Regions from separate parts of the Homo sapiens genome. Here region 2 is linked to region 1. A link is an interaction called in ENCODE POLR2A ChIA-PET data of the cell type or tissue named here. Cell type or tissue: K562. All regions are shown on one strand. Each heading gives the region's core, and the rest is flanking DNA. Links, peaks and the distances in the headings are about the cores only. Region 1 holds the start of LOC105373218 (a long non-coding RNA gene). Region 2 has its middle 8.6 kb from the start of MT1HL1.

Region 1 (4,397 bases), core at 96-4,095:
CCACACCCCCTTCCCAGCCTCTAGTGTCTATCATTCTGTTCCCGATCTCCATGACATCAGTTGTTTCAGCTCCCCATGAGTGAGAACAATAGATATGTATATTTTTAATTCATTTTTTTCCATTCAGTTTTATATCAGTCTTCAAATTTTTTAAAATGCCTATAGAACAATCTATTTTAAACACGTACTGTAATTTATGTAACCATTTTTTTTGTAGAACATTAGGGCATTTTCAACTTTTTAGCATTGTAGGTTACAATAGTGTGAGTATAATTGAACACTAACCCTTTATTCATATGTCTGAGAATTTCCTAAGAATGAATTACTCAAAGCAGCATTACATTTAAAACCGTTGGTATGCTTAAGCAGATTGCTTTCCCAAAGGGTGTTTCAGTTAGCAGACAGTGAGCATGCTGGGTAGCACATCTTTTCAACACACTTGCTCAGGTGCAGAGTATCTCCAGAATACAGATGAGGACACCTGTGAACTTGAAGCACCACAGTAGCAGAATCCACTTGCTTATTTGAGTATTTGGGGGCAAATAGTCTCATTTTTTGGTGTTTTTTTTTTTTTTTTTTTTTTTTTTGAGACAGAGTCTCACTGTGTCGCCCAGGCTGGAGTGCAGTGGAATGATCTTGGCTTACTGCAACCTTCACCTCCAGGGTTCAAGTCATTCTTCCACCTCAGCCTCCTGAGTAGCTAGGACTACAGGTGTGCATGCCCATGCCTGGCTAATTTTTTTTTTTTTTTTTTGAGACTGAGTCTCACTCTGTCGCCCAGGCTGGAGTGCAGTGGCGCGATCTTGGCTCACTGAAAGCTCTGCCTCCCGAGTTCACACCATTCTCCCCCCTTAACCCTCTGAGTAGCTGGGACTACAGGCGTGCACCACCACACCCAGCTAATTTTTTGTATTTTTAGTAGAGACGGGGTTTCACCGTGTTAGCCAGGGTGGTCTCGATCTCCTGACCTCTTGATCCGCCCGCCTTGGCCTCCCAAAGTGAGTTTTTGTATTTTTAATGGAGATGAGGTTTCACCATGTTGGTCAGGCTGGTCTTGCACTCCTGACCTCAGGTGATCTGCCTGCCTCTGCCTCCCAAAATGCTGGCATTACAGGCATGACCCACGATGCTTGGCCTCAATTGTCTTCAAAATCAACAATCCTATATTGAAAAGTGAGGCCAGGCACAGTGGCTCATGCCTGTAAACCCAGAACTTTGGGAGGCCAAGGTGGGTAGATCGCTTGAGGTCAGGAGTTCAAGACCAACCTGGCCAACATGGTGAAACCCCATTTCTACTAAAAATACAAAATTAGCTGGATGTGGTGGTATGCACCTGTAATCCCTGTTACTCTGGAGGCCGAGGCAGGAGAATCACCTGAATCCAGGAGTAGGAGGTTGCCATGAGCTGAGACTGGGCCACTGCACTCCAGCCTGGACAACAAGGTGAGACCCCGTCTCAAGGCAAACAAACAAATAAATAAATAAATAAAGACAATTGAACCTGATTTTTCCCTTAGATTCTCCAGAGAAAGAACTTCTATATGGAAAGAGGCAGATTGCTGGAAGGAGTAAATAATTCACAGACAACTCATAAGCCCTGAGCTCTGGTCTGTCTCTGCCAATTAAATGCTGTGGAACTTTTGGGTAAGTCATTTAAAATATCTGGGTTTCAGATGATTCAGTTACATATGAGTGGGTCCAACCCTCGAATCTTCTCACTTGTCTTAGTGATGATGAGCTAATGATGTCTGGTGGAGCCTCATCTGTTGAGATTTTGGAGGTGTGGGTTAAAGTTGTGTCCCTCAAAGCATTTCTTCCTCTCAGGCATACCAGAGGTGAGATTCACAGACCACAAAGATAGTATGAATTTAAACTGCAAATGCAGGAGAAAATGATTCATAGTTAGAATTCTCAGAGTAATATTGGTTTTAAAGACAATGTAACCTAGAGGACAAGATGAGACCAGAAAGCTCTCTTGTCACACCTCTTTGCCAGTGGGTGGATGTTATTCCTAATCTACCCTTTTACTGAAGTATAAGCCTTTGAGGGTGCTGATACTAGATAACTTACACTCTAGCTTCCTACTATAGATTCAAGGCTTTATCTCCTGTCCTCACATGGCTGTTAAAATAGTAGCCCCTCAGTTATCAAGTCCAGCAACATTTATCAGGGCAGTCTGAGCTGCATTTCTGTTTCATTTCTGGCTTTGCCCCGAGGGATTTCTCTTACTTTCTTGCATGTTCAGTTATATATTTAAAAGCATGTTTATTATATTTTGTCCATCATTTCCAGGTGTTTTTTGATAGGAGGGTTCTCAGTTAATTTACTATATTGCCATAAATGGAAGTCAGCCCTCTAAATTCTATGATTCTGTGACTATTAACCTCTTTTCTCCCATTGAGCTAATTTGGATATTTATCTTATTTCATCTTGATTCATTGGGTGTTCTGACTCCATGGTGTGTTGGAAATATCCTCAGTTCTCTTGGAGGAATATTAATAAGAAATTGCATAAGTGAACCAAAAAAACCTAAAAGCTAATGGCTGTAACTTTGATATTTACATGTTGGGGCTGACCCTAGCATGGAGATATTCAATTGTCCTCCCTCTAATATTTCAGCCTATGCCATGATACAGACCATTAAGGTCACTTGTGTTGCTTTACTCGGCAAGTATAACTTGTGATATACTTGTAATATTGTGAAAGATTAAACTTAAATGGCAATATTAAATGTCAGCAAAAGTTAAATCAGTGGTGTACTAAAGAGACTCCAGTTCTATCTAATGCCTAACATAGGGAAGGTCTGACTGCCCTTTGGACTGGATATGATCTTGGGTTTCTTAGACATTGGAGGCTGAGGTACCTTATCTACTGCCTCACAGTTCTGGAGGCTCTACAGCTGCTATTAACATGTCAGTAGGGTTGGTTTCTTCTGAGACCTCTCTCCTGGGCTTGCAGGTGGCCATCTTCTCCCTGTGTCCCAACGTGGTCTTCCCTCTTTGTGTGTCTGTGCCCTAATCTTTTTTTCTTATAAGGATACCATTCAGATTGGATTAGGATCCACTCGTATAACCTCATTTTACCTTAGTTATCTAAAGACCCTATTTCCAAATACAGTCATGTTTTGAGGTACTGGGTGGTAGGACTTCAATATTTGAATTTGAGGGGACAAAATTCACCCTTCAGGAATGTAAAAGGTGGTCTGCTAATAGGCCTATGGATTATCAAGTCATTTTTTTTTTAAAGATAAGTGATTGTATTTCTTTCTAGAGCTATTACAGTGGTTCATACTGGCTTAACTTTATTATTCTCTTCCATCAATTTTCTAATTTAATAAAAGTTAAAACCTTCTATTATGAAAAATTTCAAACTCTCACAAAAATAGAGTAAATAGTATAATGAATTCAGTGTCCTCACTGCCTAGTATTATGGGTTGAATTGTGTTTCCCAAAAATTCATATGATGAAGTCCTAACCCCCAGCACCTCAGAATGTGACTGTATTTGGAGATAGGGTCTTCAGATAATTAAGGTAAAATGAGGTCCATGAGTGGACCTAATCCAACCTGACTGGTATTCTTACAAGAAGAGGAGATTAGGACACAGACACACACAGAGAGAAGATCATGTGGGGACATAAGAAGATGGCCATCTACAAGCCGAGGAGAGGGGCCTCAGAAGAAACCAATGCTGCTAACATCTTGCTATCAGTTACCTAGCCCCCAGAACTGTGAGACAGTACATTCTGTTTTTTAAACCACAGAAGACACGTATTGCATGACTATTTTTTTTAAGTCCAGAATAGGCAAATCTGTAGAGATAGAACATAGATAAGTGATTGCATAGGGCTTATAAGTTGGAGGTAATTGGAAAGTGACTGCCAGTGGGTATCAGGTTTCATTTTGGGGTAATGAAAATGTTTGAAAATTGACTGTTGTGATGGTTGCCCAACTCTATAAATATACTACAAAACATTGCACTATACAAATTAAATGTGTGCATTGTATGATGTGAATTAAATTCCAGTAAGCCTGTTTTTAAAGACTCAAAGAAAATTAAAGAATGACTGAAAACTTTCCAAGTTTGATGAAAATTATAATGCTACAAATCCAAGAATCTCAAAAAACCTTAAGCACAAGAAAGGTTAAGAACATGACCCCACGCCGGGTGCGGTGGCTCATGCCTGTAATCCCAGCACTTTGGGAGGCTGAGGCGGGTGAGCCACTTGAGGTCAGAAGTTCGAGACCAGCCTGACCAACATGGAGAAACCCTGTCTCTACTAAAAATACAAAATTAGCCAGGTGTGGTGGCACATGCCTGTAATCCCAGCTACTTGGGAGGCTGCCGCAGGAGAATTGCTTGAACCGGGAGGCAGAGGTTGTGGTGAGCCAAGACTGTG
Region 2 (4,397 bases), core at 260-4,259, 99 kb after region 1:
TGATCTACATTCCCTATCCCTCCCTCCCCTCTGGAATAAGAGCATATAACATCTGGGCCTCCCTAGGATAGGGGGTCATCTCTCATTGAGATGGGGGTTCTCCCTCCCGTGCATGTGAATCAATTTTCATGGCTTTTCTCCAATTAATCTGCCGTTTGTCAGTTAAGTTTTCAGTGAAACTTCAGAGGGCAAAGGGGAAGTTTTCCCTTGGCCCCTGCAAGGGAAAGAAATGAGCCTTCTCTTCTCCCATACTCCTTACTTACTCAGAACTGTGCTCTAGCAAATGCTCAGCACTATTTTTGTTAAAAGACTTGTCCAGAGCTGGGGCCTAGGACCTAAGTCTCCAATTCTCATTCTCCATCATTCTAGAAGTTAGAATACTTATGTCCTAATTCTCTAATAGCTTCTATGTTTAGCCAGACAACACGACAGTTCTATTAGTCAAGGCAAGTCAGAATTACACCTTCTCACTGGGAACTAAATAAAACTAGTGTGGGATTAGTTGTTCTTGTAACCAATTTGACCACATTTGTGAAAAATGATTGTATTAAAAAATCGCATATTGGTGAAGATTTAGGTTTGTTTGCCTTTAAAAGATTGACAAACAGAAACGTTTTTCTCTGGTTCTGACTATGATTAAAACCATTTAAATGTTAGTATTGTCTGCTTTCTAGATATGATCTTCTGAAAGTTGAGGTAATCTGGGGTGGATTTATTTTATAGTCAGGTTTTCATTTTAGTGTATCTGGAATATTTCTGAATGCTGGTAGAGTCACACAGTTCTATATTTAGCTCTTTGGCATATAAATAGAATATGATCTTAAAAATAATTGTTATTGAGTGACTAACCTAACAGAGGGGTGAGACAACTTCTCATTCAGCCAAGTTGATTTTGCTAAGTTATAGAGACGATGGCCAAGGAGAAAAGGACGAACTCTTCCTTCCCACATTGTTGTGGGTCACCCTACTTTTCTTTTGGCCAACTTCCCACAACCAGGCCCTGGATCATTCTCCTGAAGCCCCAACCGAGCTCCTGTTTCCCACTTAACCCACACCTTGAGGTAGAGGAGGAATGCTTGTTCCTCCTCTACGAAGACTCAGAGCGAAGACTGAGAGGAGGGCTCCAGAGTCACCCCCAGGTCCCGGGGGAAACCAGCAGGTTTCCACTCACCACTTTTTCTCCCCAAATCAGAAAATCTTAGTAGTAGGAACTAAGTGGTTGAGCCAGATACCTCATCGAATAGGTCTCAGAGGATGGCTGAGCGTTTAGGTAGTTCCTGTCCTTGATGGCCATTGTACTTCCTCTGGTTCGGAGACTCTGGTGTCCCTCGGATGCTGCACTTTGCCGGGGGGACTGGGCCTCAGAAGTGAGCTTCCATAGCCTCTCGGTGCTCTCAATCACTATGGCCTCATGTCCCTGTCCCAAGCTATGCCCAGGGTGAGACTGAATCCATGAACGACAGCAACAGTGACGTTTACCATTTACTGAGTTTCTGTGAGAGGCCGGATATGACATTAGTGCTCATCACACATGTTCTCATTTAATTCTCACTGCAAACCCACAAGGTAGGAATCTCCCTTTCCGTTTTACAAATGAGAGGGATGAAAGGGTCAATAAATATAAGTAACCTGCAAGGATAGGGATATTTAGCTGGCGAGTGAAAGTTAGAGTTCGATCCAGGACCATGTGAAGCCAAGCTCATACTCTTCACTAATATTAGGACATGTTGACTTTCAACAAGATTTTGCATAATTTTCCCTTCCCAAACTACCTCCCTCTTTTTTCTCTCTCTCTCTCTCTCTTTTTTTTTAAGACTCAGAAGGTGAAATACCTAGGTTGCATAAGCACAATTTTATTTTATTTGTCTCATTTGCATTATGTCATTGGCTGGAGCAAAGTCTGTTTAACGCTTTTTTAAAAAAGTGTTTCCAAAGCCCCTGGATCAGTGCTGTGTACGTAGTTGGTCCATAATAGACAGGGACTGACTAATTAGGGGTAGGACCATGTTTCATAAGCATAGGGAGAGGAGAGAGCATATGACCTAGCTCAGACTTTGTCCCGGAATCCGGTGCACTGGCAAAACCAAGTCCTTGACAGCACTTTAGTCGCTATGGACTTGGCAGCGCATGTGCCTGTCGTCTACAAATAGTAGTTCAATCAACAACTGCCCTTTCTATGCTGACGGGATATCTAGCCCTATGTAAACATTTCTTTTTTAGCACTAGATCTTAATTCCTGCAGCCCTTGGTTTATCACCAGTTTCTTGAGAAAATAATCTGTCCATGTTCTCCAGTCATGGGACGATGACTCAGGCTGGGGATTCAGGCCGTTTTCTGTGCAGTAGCTGGTCTTGCGGCCCCGTCCTGTTTGGACCCGAGCCAGCACACCGCAGCGAGGTGCTCCTTCCACCTCCCAGTGACCCGTGCCAGCCCTTCTGCTCCTTCCCCCCTGCTGCTCTTGCCTTTGTGGTTGCCAGAGTAACCATAAAAATATTACTCCACATGCTGTAGGAACAAAATGTCAGTGCACTTTACTATTGTTTTAATTTAAAAACTAACGTGTGAAAATAACTCCAGCCTGGGAGAAATGCTCTCTCTGCCAGATGATTCCTTTTGGAAGGAGAGGTACAAAATCATTGTGAAGAACTCAGGGGTAGGAATGATACCTAGGTTTAGGATAAGAGCCTAAACTCCTATGTCCTATGGTAAATGTCCCCTAAATGTTTGTCTGGTGAATGAATGAATGAATGAATGTGACACAAACTTTGCTGAAAAATTTAGGAATATATAAATGGTATATATAAATTTTAAAGTAAAACTCTTAATTCCTATTATAAATTATAATAGAAATGCTATTATAAACTTTAGGATGGTGAGTGAAGCAGGTTGAATAGTGTGCCCCCCAATTTCATGTTCTTCCAGAACCTCAGAATGTGACCTTATTTGGATATCAGAGTCTTTGCAGACGTAATAAGTTAAGGATCTCACAGTGAAATCATTCTGGACTTCGGATGGGCCCTAATCCAATGAATGATGTCCTTATAAGAAGAGGAGACTGCCAGGCATGGAGGCTTATGGCTGTACCAGCGCTTTGAGAGGCCGAGGTGGGAGGATTGCTCGAGGCCATGAGTTCAAGAACATCCTGGGCAACACCCCCAGGACACCCCCACCTCCATATCTACAAAAAACTTTTAAAAATTAGCAGGACATGGTGGCACACAGCTGTAATCCCAGCTATTTGGGAGGCTAAGGCAGGAGGATTGTTTGAACTCAGGAGTTCAAGGCTGCAGTGAGCTATGATTGCACCACTGCACTCCAGCCTGGGTGACAGAGTAAGACCCTGTCTCAACCATAACAAAAATAAGTTTCCTAAAATATAGTGAGTTTATTTGTTCAAATCTTTTGCCTTAAAAAAAAAGTTGTCTTATTATTATTATCCTAGAAGAATTCCTTATATTCTCAATACAAATCTTTTATCAGGTATGGGTGTTGTAAATATCTTTTCCTAATCTTTGGCTTGCCTTTTTAATTTCTTAACAAGAAAAGTTTTAAATTTCGATCAAGTCCAATTTATCAACTTTTTTTCTTTTACAGTTTGTACTTTTTGTCCTCTCTGAGATATCTTAGATACAAACCAAGGTCACAAACATTTCTTCTGAAGTTTTCTTCTAGAAGTTTTATTGCTTTAGCTTTTACATTTAGGTTTATGATCATTTTGAGTGAATTTTTGCAGATGAATATGAAATGAGGTATGACAAAGTTATTTTTCACATATGTGTCCATTTGTTACAGCACTGATTGTTGAAGAGATGATTCTCTCCCTCATTGAATTACCTGTCACCTTCATCAGAAGTCAATTGAGCTGGGTGCAGTCGTGCACATCTGTAGTCCCAGCTCCTTGGAAGTTGCAGTGGGAGGACTGCTTGAGTCCAAGAGTTCGAGGTCAGCCTGGGCAACATTGTGAGACTTCGTCTCTTAAATTTTTTTTTTTTTTGAGATGGAGTTTTGTTCTTGTTGCCCAGGCTGGAGTGCAATTGTGTGGTCTCGGCTCACTGCAACCTGTGCCTCCCGGGTTCAAGTGATTCTTCTGCTTAGCCTCCCAAGTAGCTGGGATTACAGGTGCCTGCCACCACGCCCAGCTATTTTTTTTTTTTTTTTTTTTTGTATTTTTAGTAGAAATGGGGTTTTACTATGTTGGCCAGGCTGGTCTCGAACTCCTGACCTCAGGTGATCCAACCACCTTGGCCTCCCAAAGTGCTGGGATTACAGGCATGAGGCATCATGCTCAGCCAATTACAAATCAATTGATCACATATATGTGGGTCTATGTCTGTAGTTTCTATTCTGTTCTACTGGTTTATCTTTGCTACATTAATAGCACACCATCTTGATTACTG

Evidence for each region. Peaks named below come from ENCODE experiments on the same cell type or tissue, not always from the same donor. Only the 100,000 strongest peaks of a DNase experiment are listed, where the experiment ranks them.
Region 2: POLR2A ChIA-PET joins it to region 1 with 5 read pairs; 1 of 35 experiments calls an interaction of 5 or more read pairs at or near these places.

What each region holds. Positions count from the first base shown.
Region 1 is chr1:236,911,781-236,916,177 of GRCh38, forward strand. It overlaps LOC105373218 (a long non-coding RNA gene), which reads left to right and starts at 903. Exons shown (of 3, transcript XR_001738550.2): 1 at 903-4,397. In K562, for the core only: no CTCF peak of the experiment used is centred there; DNase peaks (open chromatin) are centred at 2,111 and 2,851.
Region 2 is chr1:237,010,803-237,015,199 of GRCh38, forward strand. No RefSeq gene overlaps it. Among named protein-coding and RNA genes, the nearest start is that of MT1HL1, 8.6 kb to the left of the region's middle. RefSeq lists an enhancer at 416-2,743. In K562, for the core only: no CTCF peak of the experiment used is centred there; a DNase peak (open chromatin) is centred at 2,339.